Regions from separate parts of the Homo sapiens genome. Here region 1 is linked to region 2. A link is an interaction called in ENCODE POLR2A ChIA-PET data of the cell type or tissue named here. Cell type or tissue: GM12878. All regions are shown on one strand. Each heading gives the region's core, and the rest is flanking DNA. Links, peaks and the distances in the headings are about the cores only.

Region 1 (12,656 bases), core at 2,155-10,154, 110 kb before region 2:
ATAGCATTGAATCTATAAATTACTTTCGGCAGTATGGCCACTTTCATGACATTGATTCTTCCTAACCATGAACATGGAATGTTTTTCCATTTGTTTGTGTCCTCTCTTATTTCCTTGAGCAGTGGTTTGTAGTTCTCCTTGAAGAGGTCCTTCACATCCCTTGTAAGTTGGATTCCTAGGTATTTTATTCTCTTTGTAGCAATTGTGATGGGAGTTCACTCATGATTTGGCTCTCTGTTTGTCTGTTATTGGTGTATAGGAATGCTTGTGATTTTTGCACATTGATTTTGTATCCTGAGACTTTGCTGAAGTTGCTTATGCGCTTAAGGAGATTTTGGGCTGAGACGATGGGGTTTTCTAAATATACAATCATGTCATCTGCAAACATAGACGATTTGACTTTCTCTCTTCCTATTTGAATACCCTTTATTTATTTCTCTTGCCTGATTGCCTGGCCAGAACTTCCAACACTATGTTGAATAGGAGTGGTGAGAGAGGGCATCCTTGTCTTGTGTCAGTTTTCAAAGGGAATGCTTCCACTTTTTGCCCATTCAGTATGATATTGGTTACAGGTTTGTCATAAACAGCTTATTATTTTGAGATACATTCCATCAATACCTAGTTTATTGAGAGTTTTTAGCATGAAAGGGTGTTAAATTTTATCAAAGGCCTTTTCTCCATCTATTGAGATAATCATGTGGTTTTTGTCATTGGTTCTGTTTATGTGATGGATTACGTTTATTGATTTGCGTATGTTGAACCAGCCTTGCATCCCAGGTGTGAAGGCAACTTGATAGTGATGGATTAGCTTTTTGATGTGCTGCTAGATTTGGTTTGCCAGTATTTTATTGAGGATTTTGGCATCAATGTTTATAATGGATATTGGCCTGAAATTTTCTTTTTTTGTTGTGTCTCTGCCAGGCTTTGGTATCAGGATGATGCTGGCCTCATAAAATGAGTTAGGGAAGATTTCCTCTTTTTCTATTGTTTGGAATAGTTTCAGAAGGAATGGTACCAGCTCCTCTTTGTACCTCTGGAAGAATTTGGCTGTGAATCCATCTGATCCTGGGTCTTTTTGGTTGGTAGGCTATTAATTACTGCCTCAATTTCAGAACTTGTTATTGGTCTACTCAGGGATTCAACTTCTTCCCGGTTTAGTTTTGGGAGGGTGTATGTATCCAGGAATTTATCCATTTCTTCTAGATTTTCTAGCTTATTTACATAGAGGTGTTTATAGTATTCTCCAATGGGAGTTTGTATTTCTGTGGGATCAGTGGTGATATCTGCTTTATTATTTTTTATTGTGTCTGTTTGATTCTTCTCTATTTTCTTGTTTGTCTGGCTAGCGATCTGTCTATTTTGTTGATCTTTTCAAAGAAAACTAGCTCCTAGATTCATTTATTTTTTGAAGGGGTTTCCTTGTCTCTATCTCCTTCAGTTCTGCTCTGATCTTTGTTATCTCTTGTCTTCTGCTAGCTTTTGAATTTGTTTGCTCTTCCTTCTCTAGCTCTTTTAATTGTGATGTTAGGGTGTCAATTTTAGCTCTTTACAGCTTTCTGCTGTGGGCATTTAGTGCTATAAATTTTCCTGTAAACACTGCCTTAGCTGTGTCCCAGAGATTCTGGGACATTGTGTTTCTGTTCTCTTTGATTTCAAAGAACTTACTTATTTCTGCCTTAATTTCGTTATTTACCCAGTTGTCATTCAGTAGCAGGTTGTTCAGTTTCCATGTACTTGTACAGTTTTGAGTGAGTTTCTTAATCCTGAGTTCTAATTTGATTGCACTGTGGTCTGAGAGACTGTTTGTTATTATTTCCATTCTTTTGCATTTGCTGATGAGTGTTTTACTTCCAATTATGTGGTCAGTTTTAGAATAAGTGAGACGTGGTGCTTAGAAGAATATATTCTGTTGATTTTAGGTGGAGAGTTCTGTAGATGTCTATTAGGTCTGCTTGGTCTAGAGCTGAGTCCAATCCTGAATATCCTTGTTAATTGTATGTCTTGTTGATCTGTCTAATATTGACAGGGGGGTATTAAAGTCTCCAACTATTATTGTGTGGGAGTCTAAGTCTCTTTGTAAGTCTCTAAGGACTTGCTTTATAAATCTGGGTGTTCCTGTATTGGGTGCATATATATTTAGGATAGTTAGCTCTTCTTGCAAAAATATATACAAACTATTTTTTCCTTGAGAAATGAATTATTTAATATAAATATAGGGTTCCTCTGAAGATTTAATCATTTGAGCTATCTTTTTTAGTTATTGTGGCTAATTCAGTGTTTGACTGCAATTGAGAAGTACAATTACATCTTCCTGCATTTTCCCTTAATTATTAGGCATAATCATTGTGTGATAGAGCAGTAAATTCCTTTTCATAGCTTTGGGGATAGGATGCAGAGCAAAGAAAATAAAAATTAGGTTGAGACATGCTAATATTCATAGTGATTTTAATGATTAAAAATAGGTCAAAATATTTCTGGTGTCCATAGCCAACAATCTGTAATACATGAGTATATTGGAAAGAAATGCCAAAAGAATAAAAATCTTTAAAGCCTTCAGAGATAAGGGTCAATCTTGTGAATAATAATCCCAGAAAATAAAAGGACTTTTATTTTGGGAAAATTCTGGGACTAGTAACTTTGTTAGGGTGCACGTGGCCACAAAGTAAGAATTTTTAACCTAAATACAAGGGAAAGGATTTGAAGCCTAGAAAGAAAGATTATTCTTTCACTACTAAATTAATCAGAATAGCTATGATAGTGTTTTAATAGGAAGTAAACATGAAGATTTAGCAAGTAAGATCTGTGAGAGAGATATCAAAACTTTGTTATCATCATACCCTATGTTTTTATTGATGAATAATATCCCATTGCATGATGAAGCCATAATTTGTCTTTCTATTCTCCAGTTGATGACCATCTAGGTTGATTCCAGTGTGGCACCCTTTGGAGAAAGCTACTATTTTATTTTAACTTGTCTGTTCACTATATGACACTCTACACAATGAACTCATTAAGAGAAAATGCTTAGTGATCATTATTTTGAAAATGGAATACCTAGAATTGTCCCTGGTATATAGTACGTAATCAGCAAATATTCAATTGAAGTAGAATTTATACCTCTATAACCTGGTTTATTTGAAGAATTTCCTTGCTGAAAGTTAGTTAATGCTGTAGGTACTGGGAGGTGATACCACATTATGTCCCTTTGAGGCAGACTATCGTATTCCTCTATTTACTACCTAAGTTGCCTTGGGGAATTTTCTTACATTTCCCTGGGCCTTGGTTTTCTCATCTAAAATATGATGATAATTATATAATATATCTGTTTAATTTATGATTAATTGAATTTTGCCCAGAATTTAATAAGTACTCAACAAATGTTAGTTATCTGTAAGTGTTAGTTACCCTTCAAATATATGACTAAGCCTATTACATGAAGAAAATGTTGAGAATAGTGCCCTCAAAAAATGTGGAAGGAAATTTAAAGGCACCAAGTATAGCCAACACAATATTAAAGGAGAAGAATAAAGTCATAGGACTAACACTACTCAATTTCAAGGCTTACTATAAAGCTGTGGTAATCAAGACAGTATGTATTGGCAACAGAACAAACGAGTATCAGTAGGATAGAATAGAGAGCCCAAAAATAGACCTACATAAATATAGTCAACTGATCTTTGACAAAGGAGCAACAGCAATACAATGAAGAAAAGATAGTTTTAACAAACATTGCAGAACAGCTGGATATGCACGTGTGGAAAAAAGGAGTCTAGACACAGAACTTACATTGTTCAAAAAGAAAACTGAAAATGAATCCTAGACTAAATGTTAAATACAAAAAATATATACAACTTTTGTCCTAGAAGATAAAATAAGAGAAAATCTACATGACTTGGGCATGGATATGACTACTTTTTAGATACAACACCAAAGTCATGATCCATGAATGAAAGAATTGATAAGCTAGACTTCATTATAATTCAAAACTTCTGATCATGAAAGACATAGTCAAGAGAGGGAGAAGACAAGCAACAGACTGGAAGAAGACAAGCCACAGACTGGAAGAAAATCTGATAAAGGACTGTTATCTGAAATATACAAATAACTCATAAAATTCAACAATAGGAAAACAAACAAACTGATTTTAAAATGTACAAAAGATCTGAACAGACACCTCACCAAAGAAGATGCTCGACATCACATGCCACTCAGAAAATGCAAATTAAAAGAATGAGATACCACTACATAACTATTAGAAAGGCCAAAATTCAAAACACTAACACCACCAAAAGCTGGTGAGGATATGGAGCAAAAAGAACGTTAATTGTGCATAGGATTGCAAAACTTTATAGCACTTTGGAAGAAAGTTTGGCACTTTCTGATAAAACTAAACATACTCTTGTCATATGATCCACCAAACATCTACCTTTGTATTTACCCAAAGAGGTTGAAAACTTAAGTCTACAAGAACACCTACACACAGATGTTTATAGCAGCTTTATTTATAATTGCCAAAATTTGGAAGCAAACAAGATGTCCTTCAGTAGGTGAGTGAATAAACTGGTGCACCCAGACAATGAAATATTTCTTAGCACTAAAAAATGAACTATCAAGCCATGAAAATACATGAAAGAATCTTAAATGCATATTATCGAGTGATAGAAGCCAATCTGAAAGGTCTAAATACTATATGGTTCCAAATATCTGACCTTCTGGAAGAAGGCAAAACTAAGGAGACAGTAAAAAGATCAGTGGTTGCCAGGGCTTATGGGAAGGGGGGGATTAATAGACAAAGCACAACATATATTTAGGGCAGTGAAACTATTCTGTATGACACTATATGGGTAGATACATGTCATTATACATCTTTTTCCAAACTCATGGAATGTACAAAACCAAGATTAACCCTAATGTAAACTTTGGATTTTAATGATATGCCAATGTAGTTTCATTGATTGTAACCAATGTACCACTTTGGTGCAGGATGTTGATAGCAGGGGTGCTTATGAGCTTGTGAGGGCAGGGGATACCTGGAAACTCTGTACTTTTGCTCAGTATTGCTGTAAACCTGAAGTCTATTTAAAATGAGAGGGGGAAAAGGATATACTCTTTGGAGGAGTGAAAGCCTTGCTGTCCTGTGCGGCAACAGAGGAAAGTTATTCTAGTGGACCGACAACCAGCTCAAGGAATTTTTTGTAAACTATGCTTGATCAATTTGAAAAAATGAAAAATTCACATTAAATTAAAATATAATAACGAAATCTTTGTATCCCTTTTTAGTGCATGTATCATTAACTTTTTTTTCAAAACAATTCATATTGAAAAATAAAAATCTGCCAAGGATAGGAAATGAAACATTAACTTATTTTAATGTTATTTTTAAAAAGAAAGAAATCTTCCATTATAAAACAACTAGAAAGAATGACTAATAAGCATAGTTTAAAATGCAGAGTTGATAAAGTCAGGTAAATTTCTAGGGTCATGTGAGCAATGGGCCACAAGACTTGAAACAGAAATGTTCATGTAAAAATAGGACTCTTAAAAAAATGTCCACATGCAGTGAATGAATGAACTACTTGTAAATAGACATGACCAGGTGATGTGTCTTAGGTTTATTTGGCTCTTGGTTTGAAAACAAAATAGTCTAATCTTTTGGGAAAACAATGGAGGAAAATTAATAGAGCTATGAGACCTCAGATTTAAGAAACACAGTGAATCCTACACAGGATAATTTTGTTTGCAAAAATTCACTCTTGCATACATTACTATGTATAAAACTGCAGATAACCACAAACTGATTATATTAAAAGAAAAAACAGCCAGAAAGATGAGACAGATCACCCTTATGGAACAAGAGTTTGTCCGACAGCAAACCTCTCAATAGTCACCAAGTGAGAAGGCAATACAATAATAGCTTCACGACTCTGAGGGCAAATGCTGAAAAATATAGATTTATATAATCAGAAAAATTATCGTGCAAGAAAGAGGGTTTTCTTCTGGCAAACACACCAAAAACATTTACCACCCTAATGAAGGGACTTAAAGGAAGTACTTAGACAAAAGAAAATTGCTAGAAGATAATTGAAAGGGAATACTAAAAATAGAAGTGCAATTTATTTTTAATAACTTAGAGACTTTTAGCAATTTTTCCCCAAATCACATTGTAATAGATAAGTCATATTCTTAAGTAATCAATAGTCAGGAACTATTATTACCAATTTTTAAGAAGAAAGAGAAGCATGGGACAGTTAAAATAAATTTGCCAAAATTAAGAGTTAGTTTTGCTCTTATGTGTAGGAAACAACGGGGTTGTTTCCAGTTGTTTCTATTAAAGGTAATGCTGCTATAAATATTTTCGTTATATTTTTCATATACCCATGTACTCATTTCTTTTCGATACATCACTAGGAGCAGAATTACTTGGTCATAAGGTATATTTATATTAACATTACACTATTTCCAATATTTATAAAATAATAACAAATCTCTAGAAGGCTCGAATCATGAAATGATTGTCTCTTAAATGTCCTTAATTCATATCCTCTTCCAATGTACATTGAGTTTCTTTGTTGTGCTATTGCTCAGTTCCATATCAATTATTTACATTAAAACTATTAGGTGAAAATAATATTTGTTGAGTGCTTAATATGTACTCCAGACTGCTAAACACTTTACAAGTATTAACTCCTTTAGTGTTCATAATAATTATCTATTATTCCCATTTCACAGGTAACGAAGCTGAGACTCAAATAAATGAATACATTCCCCATGGTCAGATATCTAAGAAATGGAAAGCACTGCAAGATATAAATCAGTGAATATGGCACTTCTTGGAGATCATTTCAGTAGGTCAGGTCATCTCTGGAAAGAGTGATTAGCCAAATCAATGCACAGAGACACATATGAATTGCAATATTTATAACAAACTGTGTTAAGACAGAGACTATATTGTAATAAAGGAACCTCAAAATATTATAGCTTAAATAAGACAGAAATTAATTTCTCTTTCATCTAACAGTCCAGTGATCCACAGCCAGCATGGTAGCTCTGCCATCTAGAACATGTGGTTGCCAAGGTTTCCCAGACATTGCTATTTCCCAGCAGGAAGTAAAAGTGAAAGTAACATACAGGAAGTAAATCGGACCCATTACTTCTGCTATGAATAACTGGCCCAAACTTAATCACACAGCCATATGTAGAGCTGAGGCAGGCTAGAAAATGTAGTCAGAAGATTGGCCAAAAGGAGTCAGACATGTGTCCAGCTAACATTCAGAGGATTCCATTACTAAAAGGATGAAAACAATGAATATGAAGAAAAATTCATTTACTAGTCAAATCTGTTGAAAACGTAAGACACATGCAAAGATGTAAGAGGAAACAGCCAGAAAACAGGTTAAAATCCAACAGGCAGAGGCTGAAGACAGTGACTTAATACAGTAGTTAATGACAAGTCTTTAAAAAAATAATTGAAATATAACTAAGACAAAATGCACAAAATATAAGTATAAAGTTTAATGAATGTACACATTAAACACTTCCACATACGGATCACCAAGTTCCAGAAATAGAAGAGTAGCAGCACCCCTACAAGCTCCCTTTGACTGTTTTTTAATCACTAATCTTGCTTATCTCCCCAGAGATAGCTACTACCTTAGCTTCTCAACATAGACTCGTGTTGCCTATTTTGTTATGTCATTATGTTTGTGGGATTCATACATGCTGTAGTGTGTAGAAGTACTTTTTTTATTGTTGCATAGTATTGCATAGTAAAATATGCAATAAGTTATTTAACAATTTTTTTCAGGAAAAACATTAGAGTCATTTATGTTTTTTAACTATTAGAAATAATACTGCTATAACGGTTTCATTCGTGTTTTTTTTGTGCACCCATCACTCATGTCATATACTATTGCTATATATATATATATCTTTGTAAAATGTGCTAAATAGTTTTTCCCAAGTGGGTGTGTTAACTAAATGTCTCTCTAGCAGTATACTAACATTCTGATTGCTCAACATTCTCACAAACTCTTTGGAATGGCATTCTCTTTCATTGTTGTCATTCTGATACATGTGTGGATAGTGGTTTTAATTTTAATTTCTCTGATGACTACTGAGGTTGTGGATCCTTTCTTACATTTATTAGTTATTTAGACGCCCTCTTTTGTTGAATATCTCTCTTAGTCACTTGCCCAATATTTTATTGGCTGGTCTCCCTTTTTCTTATAGTTCTCTATAAAGTCTGAATACGAATCTTTTGCCAATTTGTAACTTTCTTCTTAGTAAAGAGTTTTTGAATTTTTGAATGAAAGGATGACAAGAGTAGCTCCATACTTCGAAAAAATAAATCTGCCACAAATACGTGAAAGTTGGTCAGAGAGATGTTAAAAATGTAACATATATATATATATTTGAAAAATATGAGAATCTAATTTAGACAGAGGAAAACAACAATGAAAAGAAAGAAAAATGTTGAAAGGTATATTTTATAAAGAATCACTGATTTATTCAATAAATCAGAGAAACCTTGATAACTGAGTTGGAAAATTATGAGATACAGACCATTCATGAAGGATACTAATAACTTGATAAAACAAGGCAGTCAATATTGGCTTAGTTGTGAATGCAGGAAAACTGAAGTTTGGAATTACAGTCATGCATTGCTTAATGAGGGGGATATATTCTGAGAAATGCACTGTTAGGTGATTTCCTTATCATGCAAACATCATAGAGTGTTCTTGCACAAACATAGATGGCATAGACTACTACACACCTAGGCTGCATGGTATATTGCTTCTAGGTTACAAACCTATACAGCATGTTACGGTACTGAATATTGTAGGTAATTTTAATACAGTGGGTATTTATATATTTAAATATAGAAAAGGTATGTAAAATATAGTATTATCATCTTATGAGACCATCATCATATACACTACTCATCCTTGACCAAAACATTATTATGCAGGACAAGATTGTACTAAGGAGTGTTTCCTATTGAATTAGCAAGACATAAAGAAAATCACCAAGTAGTAGCAAGTCTCAACTTTTTCCAGCTTAAAGGTATTCTATTATTCTTGTCATGATTAAAAACTTCATATCCATTTTCTTTCTAATCACTGTAACAAGAAAAACAAAATGATTTAATGCAGGCTCAAAGAAAGCAAGATTAAGAAATCAGAAAGGAACAGAAAATGCTTTCCTATAGAAGGGTTTCCCCAAGAAGGGAGATTTGATGAGCAACTATTTTGGATGCCTGTTTGTCAGAATATTTCCCATTTCCTTCCATGCCAGACATGATGCCTTTCCTCTTCTGATTCTTAGTCTTACTAACAAGTTACAAGGAAAGGCTGCAGAACTTCCCGTGCATTATATTAAAATGTTTACCAGAGTAAGATCTTACATCCTCTATCATTTTCCATCAGCAGCAACATCATAATCTAAAATTTACTGAGACTTGCCATATACTGTGTGTTATATGCATTATTTAATCCCCATAATATCCTGTAAATAATTATTATTACTGTTATTCCTATTTTGTAGCTGGAGAAAATGAAACAGAAAGGTTAAACAATTTGCCCAAGTGACACTGCTAGTAAGTCATTGGAGCATGGCTATGAACCAAGGCAGCTTAACTCTGGAGCCTACTTTCTTAACTATTGTTCTCTACCTTCTCCTTGTCAGGTAACATGTAACTATCATTCAGTTAAGGTTCTAAAAGTATAAGAACCATAAAAATAGGATTTATCGGTAAGGACTTGGGATGTGGAAAGCTCCATATGGCATGGAGTGCTCTAAGGACAGAAATGAGACTGACACACAATAGTGAGTGATAAAGACAAAAGATCACTGAAAATACCTCACGTCTGTTCACTCGTCTCCCTCTCTACTTCCATACCACTGTCATCGCTGATCCGGAACACTTCCATTGTCATTAATATCCTCTCCACTTCCAAACTGTCACCATTCCAATTCATTCTCCACCCTACAGCCTAATGATCATCTATAAGTATGAAACAGTTCAGCCACTCTTAATAAAAACATTCAATGGCTTCCTGCTGCACATAGTATAAAATCCAAATTCCTCATCATGGCCCACAGAGTCATACAAAATCTGTCCCCTGCCTCCTTCCCACACTCACTACACCCCACTGTCCCCTTCTCATCACGTATATTGGCTTTTACGTCATTTTCTTGAATACAGGAGGCCCTCCCCCACTGCAGGATCTTTGTGACTGCTATTATCTCTGCCTGACATGTTTTTTTTCTCCAGCAACTTACATGTTTGGCTTCTTCTCATTCTTCATTTTGGTTTAACACATAAAACTTTTTTGGACCATCCTGTGTAGAGTACTCTTCTCAGCTCTTCTTTATCATATAACACCTGGCTTATTTCTGTAGTAGAATTTACCAAAAGCTGGAATTATATTACTTGGTCATAAATACATTAATCTTTCTTTTCTACTAGAATTAAGCTTCATGACACTGTCTGGCATATGGTAGATGCCAGTAAGAAAATTTCATTAGATAAATATATACCTCAATAAATGGCCCTCATGCTTCTGATCTTGTGTAAGTAGGGGCATAGGGTCATTAACTGAGATAGAAAATACAATAAGAAAATCAAATTTTGGATAGGAAAATAGTTCAGTGAGTCACAGGTTGAATTTGAGATGCCTGCAGGTAAGATATATAGAATTGTCCATGAAGTAGCTCAGAAAAAAGGTCTAGAGCTCAGAGAAAAGTTTGCACAAGATAACACAGATTTAGAAGACAAGAAAATAAGATGGCAGATAAAACAATTGATGTGGATGAAAAGGCCCAGGAAAATATGCAGAATGAAAAAAAAAAGCAGATCAAAATACAGTATCAAAAAAGGAAAAGAGAAAAGTAAAAAGACTGAGAAGGGACCTTCAAATAGGTCAGAGAGCACAAGAAGATGGGAAGAGATTATCAAGGAAAATGAGAAGTTAGATCAAGAGCGTCAAATTCTTATAAGAGGTTAAGTAGGATGACAAATGAAAGGGACCATTCGATTTGGTATTTAGGAATCCAGGTGACCTTTGGGAGAGGTAGGAACAGGGTAGATAGGACATTGAAGATAAACATGTTTCGAATTCATAGCTTTACCTAGGGCTTGCACTATATCAAAATCTCTTTTAGTGGCTTTGAAAACACCATGACACAGAAAGTGTGACAAAATGAAATTATTAAGTATCCCACCTATCAGCTTTAAAAAAAAGAAATAGTTATCTTGCATTGTTGGGATTTTCTAAAGAGGTAGTATCAAAGTCAGCTGAAAAGGCTTGTCTATTCAAACTTGCAGAACTATGTAAGGAAACTCATGATTATCAGTAGCAAAAGCTACCGGGGTGCTTTCAGAGAATGAAAGCTTTACCATATATACACTCAACAGAAAAGAAATTTGAGAGCAAGGGGTTGTGACCAACAGTAGTTCACAGAGCCTGCCAGGGTATGGCTGGCAATTCAAGATCACAGATGCCTCCATTTGCTCTAATCAGGGAGAGTCTTTTTTACTAAGTGCATTTACGTCGGTAGTCAGTAGAGATGCATCTATGCACTAAATCTTGCACCTGAGCTGAGTGTAAGTAGTCGAATATTTAATTTACCCCCCACCCTCGAGTTCAAAAACAGAGCCATGTGGAAATAAATCCCCTTGCAAAGTCAAAAACTGACCTCAAACACAGATGGATTAGAGCCCAGAAAAGAGATTTTAGCACTGGCATATAGAACTGGAAATGAGATGGGAAAAGAAGGGGTTTCTAAACAGCTCGTTTTTACGTACTATGTATCCCAGATATCCTGACACAGAATTGTTCTACTCATTTGTCAAAAAGTGTTTATTTCAGGGGTGCTTAGCAGCAAGAGAACATTCCTATAAATAGCTATATATCCTTCTAATGAAAACTAGGGATTCTACATATCTGCTGTAATACAAGAAACACGCTACTTTTAAAATATATTTCTTCTGATAATTAAATAGGGCCCAGGACAGTGTTTTGTAGAATTAAACCAGCTGTCTGCTAATAGAAGAGGCGTGGCAGACGGTATAAAAGGAAGCGTTTTCCATCCTCTAGACCATTTACTCTGGAAGATGCTGAGATACAAAATGTAGAATGGAAAGCCAAATAAAGGCAGGCATGGTAATGGAACAAGGACAAATGTTGGACGTCTGCCCTCTCACTTCCTGTTTGTGGGAGACAAGCGGTGGCAGCTGCTGGGTTAGAGTCCCTGGAAGAGATGCTGGGGCAAAAGAGAGCTCGGGTTGCTGTTTCTACTTCAGCGGCGGCGGCTGGAGCAGCGGGTACAGGTGAGGTTGCCCTGGCGGTGTCCATAGCAACGCTGGAGGGGGTGGCAGGGAGAAAGGCGCCCTCCACCCTGTCAGCCTCCTCCTCGCCTCCCCCGACCTGCAGGCGCGCTAAGCGCTCCGGGCGCCGCGCTCCGCGAGGGGGAGCAGTGCTCCCAACCCGCGACCCTCCGCCTCAGACATCACAGTTGCCGCGGCAACGGCCGGAGGAGGAAGGCCAAGGCTTTTCTCCCGCTGACGTCCCCCGCCACCAGTACCCAGAGTGCTGGGGCCTGGATGAGATCTGCGTCCGCTTCACCCGAGCATGAGCTTGGGTCTCTCGGAGGAG
Region 2 (12,656 bases), core at 2,787-10,786:
AGACTCCATCTCAAAAAAAAAAAAAGCTATAAAAATTAATCACTGCAAGGTTGTAAGATCTTTTACGGCTTCCAGTTAGTTGATGGACTGACAAAACTGGAACCTGTCCACGTGGCTAAACTTTGTTTTCCCCCAGTAGATACTCCAATGAAGGCTGTGGATCAAGATCTTGGGTAGTTTCCATAGCAGTTTACTTTTTGAAAAACCTCTTTTACCCCCTTTTTAAATTCAGTTTCAAGTGAATTTCCAATGTTTATATTTTAGCTAGAACGGGCATAACTGTATAAGAAAAATAAAATATCTTTGGTATCTGACACTAAACTCAAATTCATCCTTGAATTAGTGAGTTTTATCTCAACAGCAGTAGCTTAATAACCTCCGGTTCAAAGTAGGTAGAAAAGATAAATTGATATACAGCTTTAGAAGAGCCTACTTAACAAAAAAGTTGCAGGGTAACCATTTGAGCTCTGACTTTTTCTTGCTGTAATTTGCCTATTAGTTTAAGATATGTACAAAAACTGCCCATAACGTGTTATTAGCTGGAGCCCCAGAAAACTTAGCATGCCTTTGTATTTTCCATGTTATTAAACATGTAAGCCCAGGGTCCACAAACAGACAAATGCAAAGGAACTAGTTCTCAAATTGATAGAAGTCCAACAACTATTCCTGTCTCCAAAAGGGTACCCCAACCAAAAAAAAAAAAAGTGGTTTATTCCAAGGAAAAGCCCAAATGGGAAGGTAGTTCCTGGTTGAACACACCATAGTGACTTACCAACCTTTCAGCCTGTTAACTCCTCAGACACCACTTTTCCTTGCTTCAACAAAGCATTTCAGGCAGCTGATGCCAGAAAGGAGAAAGATGAGAGAATTCCCAAGACAAAAGCGTTCTTGGCAGCTGCAGGGACATCTCTGGAGTCGAAGCCATGAAGTCACCTAACCATGAGTAGCTGGCACTCATGAGCATCTGTTGCTCTGCCTGGTAGCATAAATGGGTAAGCCCTGGCACACTGCTGTAGTAAATTGCTCCATCCTTTGGAAACCAAGCAGGCTAGACCACCCAAACTGCAGCCCCACATTTGGGCACTGAATTTCTAACTGAACTTAGGTTGGGCTGCTCACTGCTTGACAACAAGACATGAGAAGTGAGGGTTGGAGCAAGGAAGAGCAAGTTTAATCAGAGAGCCAGTAAACCAAGATGATGAACTAGCATTCTCAAATAACATCTTAAATTTCAAAATTTTCCATAGGGTTTGTAAAGGCAAATTTGGTACAGGAGGCATGGGAGTGGTGCAGGTTGCAGGGTCTGTGTGTCTTCGTTCTGATGGCTGTCTTTGGTAATTGCCCATCTAGAAGTCTGGTTGGTGTTATCTTTGGTTCAGCCTGGCAATTCCCCTTAGCAGGAAGCTTCTGCAATTGGGGCTCCATGCCTGGTTTGTTCCAAGATTAGCCACTGAAATTTCTAAAACAAAAATTTAATTAGGTAAGCATGGATTGCCAGAAGGGAGTATCTAGACAGGGAAGAAATAAAAGGGTAAGAGGGAAGGGAAGAAAGAAAAAGAAAGTGGATGATTAAAATATATTTTAAAAACTGAGGTCGTTTGTTGCAATAACCATTATTCATTTAATGTATCCATATGCTATAATACCTCAATACATTAATAATGCTTTAAACAATGATTATATTTTAGATCAGCTAAGAATCAGCCAGCCAATGGTTATCTTTTAGATCAGCAAAGAATAAGTCAAAGAAAATATTATTTTACCTTATTTTATTCCTTATCTAACATTCTTTCTTTCTTTATATAGACCTGAGTTTTTGACTTATGTCATTTTCTTTCCCTATAAAAAATTTATTTTAATATTTCTTGAAAGGAAGGTCTAGTGGTATTGAATGACCTGAGTTTTTGTTCATCTGAGAAAGTATTTCTCTTTTGCTTTAATTGACAGTTTTTTTGGATATAGAATTCTAAGTGTGTAGATTTTTTTCTTTCAAGATTTAAACACTTTTCTTTCACATTATTCTTACTCGCTTGATTTCTGACAAGATGTTTGTTATGATTTCTATCCCTGTTAATGTATAAATAGATATGTTTTCACCCTCTGGCTTTTTTCAAGATGTTGTCTTTGTCTTTGTTTTTCTACAGTTTGAATATGATACGGATAGATATATGGGGGTTGTTTTTGTTTGTTTCTTGTGTTTATCCTGCTAGTGTTCCTTGAGCTTCCTGCTACTTGAATTGTTTGTCTCTCATTAGTTTGAACATTTCTTGGCCTTGTTACTTCAAATATTTCTTTTGATACATTATCTTTTTCTTCTCTTTCTGGTATTCTAACAATGGGTATGTTTAATCGTTGCAATATTGTCCTACAGTCCTTGGATGTTCTGTTATGTTTTTATCATTGCTTCTTTTTTCCTTTTTTCTTCTCTTTTCTGTTTTTTTTTCCTTTTTGCATTTCAGTTTGGGAAGATTTTACTGACATATTTTCAAGTTTACTTATTCTTTTCTCAATATGTTCATTCTACTGATAATCCATCGAAAACCTTCTTTATTTTTGGTACATTGTTTTTTACTTCTAACACTTCTCTTTGCTTCATAGAGTTTCTATCTCCCTGCTTACATCTGTCTTTTTGCATGTTTTCTATTTTTTTGCATTAGAGCACTTAACATAATCATGATAATTATATTACATTTTATGTCTGACAATTACAACATTTTGATCATATCTAAGCCTATTCTAATAATTGCTTTGACTCTTCATACTGCATTTTTTATTGCCTTTTAGCATGCCTTGCAATTTTTTGTTGAAAACTAGACATGTGTCAGGCAATAGGAACTAACATAAATAAACTTTAATGTGAGTAAGGAGTTATGCTCATCTGGGTAGAAGTGAGGCTATATTTAATGTTTACTGTAGTTACAAATGGCAGAGACTTCATAATCCTTTAGTGTCCTTGTTTTTGTCTCACCTCTTAATTTTGGTCTTCTTTAAGTACTACATCTCAGAGATAGTCTGTGTTTTCAGCTTTCTCAGCTATAATTACTGATATTATATTGGACCCCTATTGGTATTATACAAGGAAGTGGGTGAGGGGCCTTTCTATAATTTTTAAATAAAATCTCATTTTTTTCTCAGCATGTGTTTTCAAGCTGTGACCATCAAAAGTGCTTTCCAGTGGTATAGCTTTTTATTTCCTCCTGCTACACACTGCCTTCCCTGAAACTCTGACCCCCTACTAATTATTCCCCAATCCTGCCCCTTAGGTTAGACAGAGAAGCTAGAGGGAGATGAAATCAGGCAGCGACCCCTCCCCCAGGGAGCCTGCGATAAGGCTCTGGCAAGTTCTTTTACTCCAGAGGTAAGCCTTTGTTTTGAGGAAGGCTTCGGCCGTAGTACACAATGATTGCTGTTTCCCAGCCCCTGCTAGATCTTTGAGGATATCTTTCTTGGATCTTCATCTTGAGAACTTAGTGAGATTCTTAGAGGAAACAACCAGGAGAGTAAGGGGAACCACCTCGCTCTGCACCCTCATGAATTTCTCTCTCAAACTAGTCCACATTCAGTCTCCATGAATACATCAAAATTAATATTTAAGTGTTTTGATCAGTTTAGGATTCCAGTGACTTCTGTTCCAGTTAGCACATACTAGCTGCACCTGGCTGGATATGTCTTTCTCTCCAGATTTCAGAAAAGTGATTTGCCCTGCAACTTCAATTCTCTGATTAGTCCAAAAATAAGTCATTGATTTTTTTTTTCTCCGTTTTTCTTGATGTAATTAGAAGAGTGGTGATTCCCAAGTGTTTTACATATCAGATTTAAAATCAAAAGTCACAAAAAAGTTTTAGATTTTGGGGACCTGGGTCAATAAAAGATGCTTCAACATTATAATGAAAATTGTTTGATGTTTTGAAATATTTATATTCTGGATTAGTAATTGGGTCAAAATGGAGTTAGAATGAGTCTTTTTATTCATCTATATATTTAACTGTATACACTGGAAGCAATAGAGATGTGACACATTGATCTTACAATTTCAAATTAATATTTAGGCCAATGATTGTCAATTTGTAGTCCCCAGGACTAGCCCTGTCAGCCTCACCTAGAAAATTTTTACAAGTGCAAATTCTTAGGCCCCACCCCAGACCTACTGAATTAAGAACTCAGAAGTTTGGCACCAAGGAGTCTTCATTTTTAACCAACCCTCCAAGAGGTTCTGATGCCCTCTTGAGTTTAAAAACCACTGATCAGCAGTAATGTTTAACCGTAATTATCTAGTCCAGTTATAATTTGACAATTAAATTGTCTGTTAGCTTTGTACCTGTTGTAAAAAAAAAAGACATTACTCAATTAGTCATTTTTAATGATTTTATTACTCTAGAGATTCTCTCCAAGAGTCACAAAATGAGCTCCTAAAATCATACAAAAATTTGAATGGGTGAATATAGAATGAAAGATTTACAAGTTTTGAGTCTTATTGGATTGGAAGGAAAAGCTTCATTTCAATTGATAAAATGTTTTTAAATTGAGATACTTTATATTAAATATTAATTTTTAACCTCTTTATTTTGAAATGATTTTATATTTGTAATAATAGCACAAAGAATTCCAACATAGCCATGACTTAGCTTAGACCCCAAATTAATATTTACAATAGCCATAGGGTAATTATCATAACTGGAAAGTTGAAAATGCTATTAAACTATAGATATTTAAATTTCACCAATTATCCCATAAATGTCCTTTTTCTAACCCAAGATGTAAACCAGGATTGCACACTGTATTTAGTTGTCATGTCTTCTTCTTTTTTTTTAAACTTGCTTAAGGTTTTCTCCTTTTTTTAAAAAAAAATTATACTTTAAATTCTGGGGTACATGTGCAGAACATGCAGGTTTGTTACATAGGTATACACGTGCCATGGTGGTTTTCTGCACCCATCAACCCATCACCTACATTAGGTATTTCTCCTCTTGCTGTCCCTCCCCTAGCCCCCCACCCCACAACAGGCCCCGGTGTGTTATGTTCCCCGCCCTGTGTCCATGTGTTCTCATTGTTCAGCTCCCACTTACAAGAGATAACGTGGTGTTTGGTTTTCTGTTCCTGTGTTAGTTTGATGAAAATGATGGTTTCCAGCTTCATCTATGTCCCTGCAAAGGACATGAATTCATCCTTTTTTATGGCTGCATAGTATTCTGTGGTGTGCCATTCCATATATGTGCCACATTTTCTTTATCCAGCCTATCATTGATGGGCATTTTGGTTGGTTCCAAGTCTTTGCTATTGTGAATAGTGCCATAATAAACATACATGTGCATGTGTCTTTATAGTAGAATGACTTATAATCCTTTGGATATATATCCTGTAATGGGATTGCCGGGTCAAATGGTATTTCTAGTTCTAGATCCTTGAGGAATTGCCACCCTGTCTTCCACAATGGTTGAACTAATTTACAGTCCCACCAACAGTGTAAAAGTGTTCCTGTTTTTTCACATCTTCTCCAGCATCTGTTGTTTCCTGATTTTTTAATGATCGCCATTCTAAGTGGCGTGAGATGGTATCTTAGTCTCCTGTCATTTTGGATAGTTCTTTGTCTCTTTGATTTTCATGGTCTTGACTTTTTTGAAGAATGCCAGCCAGCCAGTTACTTTGTAATATGTCCTTCAACTTAGGTTTGTCTAATGTTTTCTTATGGTTAAATTCAACTTATGCATTTTGGGGAAGAATAACATTGAAATGATACATGCCCTTCTGAGGATCATATCAATGTGCTATTATGGGTGCTGTTAGCTTTGATTACTTGGTTCAGATAATGTCTGCCAGATTTCTCCATTGTAAGGTTACTATTTTCCCCTTTATAAATAATAAGTATCTCATGGGAGAAATGCTTTGAAATTACAGAGATTCTCTTTCTCATGATACTTTTCCCATTAATTTAAAAAAATTCATTGACAATTCTTGTCTACAACAAGTATCACTGTAATGGTGATTACAACAAATGGTGATTTAAAAATATATGTATCATTTCTTCTGCACTTGTTAAATGGAATTCTACAGTAATTAAGAGATATTCTTTCTTCCCCTTTAAGATTTCATTCAATTATAATAACTATACTAGTATAAACTCGCAGAAAATTATTTTATTCTACTGGCTATACTCCATCACTGTCACTTATTTTATTGCTCAAATTGAACCAGATACAGCCACTGGGTACCTCAAATTGGCTACAGTGTCCTTTCAAAATACTTTCATCATTTTCTGAGCATGTCTTTACTTTCTGGCCCAAAAAAGTATTCAAGGCTCATTTTTTACTTTCTTTGTCCCAATTTTGGAAACAGCCATTTCTTCAAAACACAGGTTTGTTTTACTAAAGAATGATATTTAGAACCCAAGATCTGGGCAGTAAAAGTAATTGTGCTTATGCTACTAAATTGTCCTTTCTTCCAGACACTGTCAATGGAGAAAGCTCATAAATATATGTATACAAACTTACCTGCATCCATGTTTATTTTAAATTTTAACCCTTTCCTTATTGGTAACTACTTTCCATAAAAATATCTGGCTCTCATTTTCCACTGTGTGTGTGTGTGTGTGTGTGTGTGTGTGTGTGTGTGTGTGTGTATAATATATATATATTTGTTCATTGCTAAAATAGACAGTTTCAGAATTGCTAACCCATACCTCTTTGAAAAATAAATTACAGTCTAAAGTACTGTAAAGTCCTTATTGTTTTTCATTTGGACAGTTGTATATTTCCAGAATTTTGGATCTTTAATTTTGCTATTTAACTCATAGTTGAACATAGTCAACCCAAAGAGCTTCCATCCAGGTATAAAATTTTCCACTATTGCCACCTAATTTGTTGCAATTATGTAAAATTGTGTGTCTTACATTTCTCATAATCAAGCTTTCTTTATTTTTCTGGGTTTTTTCCCTCTCATTTTTATTTTAGAAGAGAACAAAGTGTAATAACATGTAAGCTCCACAAGGGCAAGAGTTTTGTTTATTTGTGTTTAATCTTGTTTTCTTTTTTGTTGAAGCCCTTGTGCCTGAAATAGAACTGAGCCTACACGTGCAATTCAATAAAAATCAGTTCACTAGATTATTGAAATAATTAGACAAACACTTGTATAACAATGACAATTCTGGCAAAATTAAGTTGTTGGTGGATATGCAATCACCACTGGTTGACAGCACTATAAAACATTCATACATTAGCTAATGTACAACTGTCTAAATTTGTCCTAAGTAAGGAAAGTTAATCATGTCGCTATGTAGTGCACAGAGCTTGACTTAGGGAAATCTCGGTATATCTATATAAGAAAACCATTAAATAGAATGTACAAGCCTAGTAAGTGCTCATCTATGATAACAAGATTAACATTTTGGGAATTGCAGTTCTGTTTAAAATAAAAAGTTGGGTTGGACCTCAGAGAACTTTGTCTTTAGAAAAAAGTGAATAGGATTGGAGTAATAGTGAAAGCAGAGAATGAAGTAGAGGCTGCTTCTACTTTCCCTGAGTGAAAGCCTCAGGGACAGTAGTAAGGTAAACATTAACCAAGAATAACTTGAGTGCTTTAGTGTTGAATGAAATCCTAAGTCATTGCCAAGTTAAGTAGTAAAGCAACATGTAGGAAATGTTGGTAATATTTTGTCTCTTTTTAAAGAAATGAGAACATTGAGATGAGTGCATTCTTAATGTCAAATAGCTATTCTGACTCTGGAATCCAGGCTTTTTCCCATTACTTAAAACATCCTCTTGCTTCTAAACTCTTGGTAATATTAATTATTAGATTGGAAATAGTGTCTAAAATTGCTCCCATGTTGGACTTTCAAAAACTCTAAGAAAACTACACTAGTAGCTGATTAAGGTTTTGTTTTGCTTTAAACTTATGTGTAAAGATTTTTGCTTAAGAATGTTGACTGTTTCAAAAGTATGTGAATTAAAATATGTAAATTTCATTCTTTTTCATAAATAGGAGTTTTTATAATGTGTCACAGTTTTAATGAGAAATTAAAAAGTGAGGGTGAAACTAAAATATTCACCAAAAATTGTTTCTTCTCTGGGGAAAAGGGAACCTATTTGAATAAAGTATGTTAACCCAGAATTCTGCTTTCCAGATATTCCTAGAGAGGAGAGATGACTTTACTGCTAATTGGGATGTTTTTCCTTTGAAGGTTTTAAGTGCCTCAGTTGAATTATAAAGAGAATAAGCATAAAAAAACGTGAAATATATTGTTTAAATTTATTGTGTTCCATTAGTCTCTCCTAGAGTATAATTGATTGTTTTAAGATAGTTAATCTCTCTCTCTCTCTTTTTTTTTTTTTTTTTTTTTTTTTTTTTTTTTTTTTTTTTGAGGTAGGAGTCTCACTCTGTCGCCCAGGCTAGAGTGCAGTGGAACCATCTTGGCTCACTGCAACCTCTGCCTCCAAGGTTCAAGCGATTCTCCTGCCTCAGCCTCCTGAGTGGCTGGGACTACAGGCACGTGCCATCATGCCCAGCTAATTTTTTGTAATTTTTAGTAGAGACGGGGTTTCGCCATGTTAGCCAGGATGGTCTCTATCTCCTGACCTTGTGATCTGCCTGCCTCAGTCTCCCAAAGTGCTGGGATTACAGGCACGAGCCACTGCACCTGGCCAAGATAGTTAATCTCTTGCAAACCAAAATATAGTTTTAATAAAATATGTCGAAGAATAAAAGACCAATTGACAGCATAGATTTGAAGTAGAAAATAACAAGAAATGTATTATTTCGGTCCTTCATTACTAAATCTTAATGTGTTTGTCTTAACTAAGACTTGGATATCATTTAGGTCATTTACGTATGTCTAAAATGATTAATCGGAATTTAAAAGTAATTGAATTTTGTACTTTTAGCAGAGAAGTTAGTATTTCCACATAATGATAGCTATAAACATGCAACAGGGTAATATCTAGAGACAAAAATTATTATTCTTCAGGAAAATTTTTAATGTTAACTTTTATTGATTTTTCTCATTGTTTCATTAATTGCCAGATTTTTAATGTTATATTCCCCCATTAGTAGAAAAGTAAGAAAAAAAGATGACAAAGATGCTCATGTGAAAAGATCCAAAGTGGAATAAACATCATTTATTTATAATAAAAAGAGTTAAATTCCTGGATACATAAATACAATAAATATTCAAAATATTATGTAATTTTGCTACTTTTAAACAATGCATAAAAGTAACTAACTCCTATATATACTAACAAATGAAATATGATTAATGAAAACAGTTATTGAAAGATTGATAACATTAATATAATCACAAGCACATGCTTTGAACATGTATTATAATGTAGTTACAAATTATTCTAATAAACTAGAGTCTAAATTATGAAAACATTAACTTCATACTTTGTGAAAAAGATAAGTTCACACTGGGTTTTGGCAATTTATTTTCCAAAAGAAATAGCAAATTGCCAAAAATAATTAGATGAATTATAATCCTCAACCATTTATGAATAATAGTTAAAAATAAAATTAATATTGCCTATTATGTACTCTAGGTATATCTTAAAGTACACATACAAAAACAAACACGAAAACAAAAATCCCTTCAAAGGACCAAATAAAAAGTTTAGATTAAAAAAAGATTCTTAAGCTATAACTTGCTATACCTAGTGCTCAGAATAAACAATTGCTGAAATTTTACTATGTGTGTGCGTGTTTATATGAAGGTATATATATTACATATACGTGTGTGTGTATATTCTCAATCATTTTGAAGTGAGCTATTGGTATCATGATACTTTATCATTAAGTAGTTCTGCAGGCATCTGCTAAGAATAATAACAACTGGACTGGGCCACAGTGCCTGGTTATTTGGTTAAACTTTATTCTTGGTGTCTGTGAGTGTATTTTTGGATAAGATTTACATTTGAATCAGTGAAACTTCAGTAAAGCAAATTGCCCTTCATAATATGGATGGGTCTCATTCAATCAGTTAAAGGTCTGAGTAATACAAAGGCTGACCTCCCCCAAGCAAGAGGAAATACTGCCAGCACACAGTCTTTGACTTGAACTTCAACATTGACTCCTTCTGGTTTACCAGCAGACTGCAGTTGAATTTGACCTCTGATATTTTTCCTTAGTCTCCTTCCTGCCAGCTTCCTTCATCAGATTTTGGACTGAACAAGCTTCCATAATTGATTTGTTTTGGCTCTGTATCCCCACCCAAGTCTCATCTTGAATTGTGCTCCCATAATTCCCATGTGTTATGGGAGGGACCCAGTGGGAGATAATTGAATCATGGGGGTGGTTTCCCCCATACTGTTCTCATGGTAGTGAATAAGTCTTACAAGATCCGATGGGTTTATCAGGGGTGTCTGCTTTTGCATCTTTCTCATTCTCTCTTGCTGCTGCCATGTAAGAAGTGCCTTTCATCCTCTGCCATGATTGTGAGACCTTCCCAGCCACGTAGGACTGAGTCGAATTAAACCTCTTTCTTTTGAAAATTCCCCAGTCTTGAGTATGTCTTTATCAGCAGCATGAAAACAGACTAATACAGTAAATTGGTACTAGTAGAGTGGGGTGTTGCTGAAAAGATACCCAAAAATGTGGAATTGACTTTGGAACTGGGTAACAGGCAGAGGTTGAAACAGTTTGGAGGGCTCAGAAGAAGACAGGAAAATGTGGGAAAGTTTGAAACCTCCTAGTGATTTGTTGAATGGCTTTGACAAAAATGCTGATAGTGGTATGAACAATAAGGTCCAGGCTAAGGTGGTCTCAGACGGAGATGAGGAACTTTTTGGGAACAGGAGCAAAGGTGACTCTTGTTATGTTTTAGCAAAGAGACTGACAGTATTTTGCCCCTGCCCTAGAGATTTGTGCAACTTTGAACTAGAGAGAGATGATTTAGGATATCTGGTGGAATAAATTTCTAAGCAGAAAAACATGCAAGAGGTGACTTGGGTACTGTTAAAAGCATTCCATTTTAAAAGGGAAACAGAGCATAAAAGTTCAGAAAATTTGCAGCCTGATGATGCAGAAGAAAAATAAAAGCATTTTTTGAGAAGAAATTCAAGCTGGCTGCAGAAATTTGCATAAGTAGCAAGGAGTCTAATGTTAATCCCCAAGATCCTGGGAAAAATGTCTCCAGGCCATGTCAGAGACCTTCATGACAGCCTCTCTCATCACAGGCCTGGAGGCCCAGGAGGAAAAAATGGTTTCATGGGCTGGGACCAGGGTCCTCATGCTGTGTGCAGCCTAGGGACTTGGTGCCCAGTATCCCAGCTGCTCCAGCCGTGGCTGAAAGAAGCCAATACACAGCTCGGGCCATGGCTTCAGAGAGTGGAAGCCCCAAGCCTTGGCAGCTTCCATGTGGTGTTGAGCCTGTGGGTGCACAGAAATCAAGAATTTAGGTTTGGGAACCTCCACCTAGATTTCAGAAGATGTACGGAAACGCCTTGATGCCCAGGCAGAAGTTTAATGCAGGGGCGGGGTGCTCATGAAGAACCTCTGCTAGGGCAGTGCAGAAGGGAAATGTGGGGTTGGAGCCCCCACACACAGAGCATCACCTACTGTGGCATCACCTAGCGGAGCTGTGAGAAGAGGGCCACCATCCTCCAGACCCCAGAATGGTAGATCCACTGACAGCTTGCACTGTTCACCTGGAAAAGCCACAGACACCCAATGCCAGCCCATAAAAGCAGCTGAGAGAGAGGCTGTACCCTGCAAAGCCACAGGGGCAGAGCTGCCCAAGACCATGGAAACCCACTTTTTGCATCAGCATGACCTAGATGTGAGACCTGGAGTCAAAGGAGAATATTTTTGAGCTTTAAAATTTGACTACCCAGCTAGCTGGATTTTGGATTTGCATGGGCCCTGTAACCCCTTTGTTTTGGACAATTTCTCCCATTTGGAACAGCTGTATTTACCTAATACCTGTACCAACATTGTATCTAGGAAGTAACTAGCTTGTTTTTGATTTTATAGGCTCATAAGTGGAAGGGACTTGCCTTGTCTCAGATGAGACTTTGGACTGTGGACTTTTGAGTTAATGCTGAAATGAGTTAAGACTTTGGGGGACTGTTGGGAAGGCATGATTGATTTTGAACTGTTGAGGACATGAGATTTGGAGGGGCCAGTGGCAGAATGATATGGTTTGGCTGTGCCCCCACCCAAATCTCATCTTTAATTGTACTCTCATAATTCCCATGTGTTGTGGGAGGGGCCCAGTGGGAAATAATTTGAATCATGGGGGCAGTTTCCCCCATACTGTTCTTGTGGTAGTGAATAAGTCTCACGAGATCTGGTGGGTTTATCAGGGGTTTTCACTTTTGCATCTTCCTTATTCTGTCTTGCTGCCACCATGTAAGAAGTGCCTTTTACCTTCCGCGATGATTGTGAGATCTTCCCCAGCCACATGAGTCAAATTAAACCTCTTCCTTTTGTAAATTGCTGAGTCTCTGGTATGTCTTTATCAGCAGTATGAAACGGACTAATATAATAATCATAAAAGCCAAGTCCCAACAATAAATCTCTGTGTGTGTACATGTATATGTATACATATATATACATCTATTTATAGATACACATAGAGATATATCTGTATAGATATGTATCTATCTATCTACACATCCTCTTCATTATGTTTCTCTGGAAAACTCTGACTAATGCAAACATCATCATATATT

Evidence for each region. ChIA-PET counts read pairs that join two places held together with the same protein. Peaks named below come from ENCODE experiments on the same cell type or tissue, not always from the same donor. Only the 100,000 strongest peaks of a DNase experiment are listed, where the experiment ranks them.
Region 1: POLR2A ChIA-PET joins it to region 2 with 8 read pairs; 2 of 35 experiments call an interaction of 5 or more read pairs at or near these places.

Annotation. Positions count from the first base shown.
Region 1 is chr18:34,146,780-34,159,435 of GRCh38, forward strand. All of the region lies in intron 1 of NOL4 (nucleolar protein 4), which reads right to left. Among named protein-coding and RNA genes, the nearest start is that of NOL4, 72 kb to the right of the region's middle. In GM12878, for the core only: no CTCF peak of the experiment used is centred there; a DNase peak (open chromatin) is centred at 7,132.
Region 2 is chr18:34,255,046-34,267,701 of GRCh38, forward strand. No RefSeq gene overlaps it. Among named protein-coding and RNA genes, the nearest start is that of NOL4, 36 kb to the left of the region's middle. In GM12878, for the core only: no CTCF peak of the experiment used is centred there; a DNase peak (open chromatin) is centred at 7,505.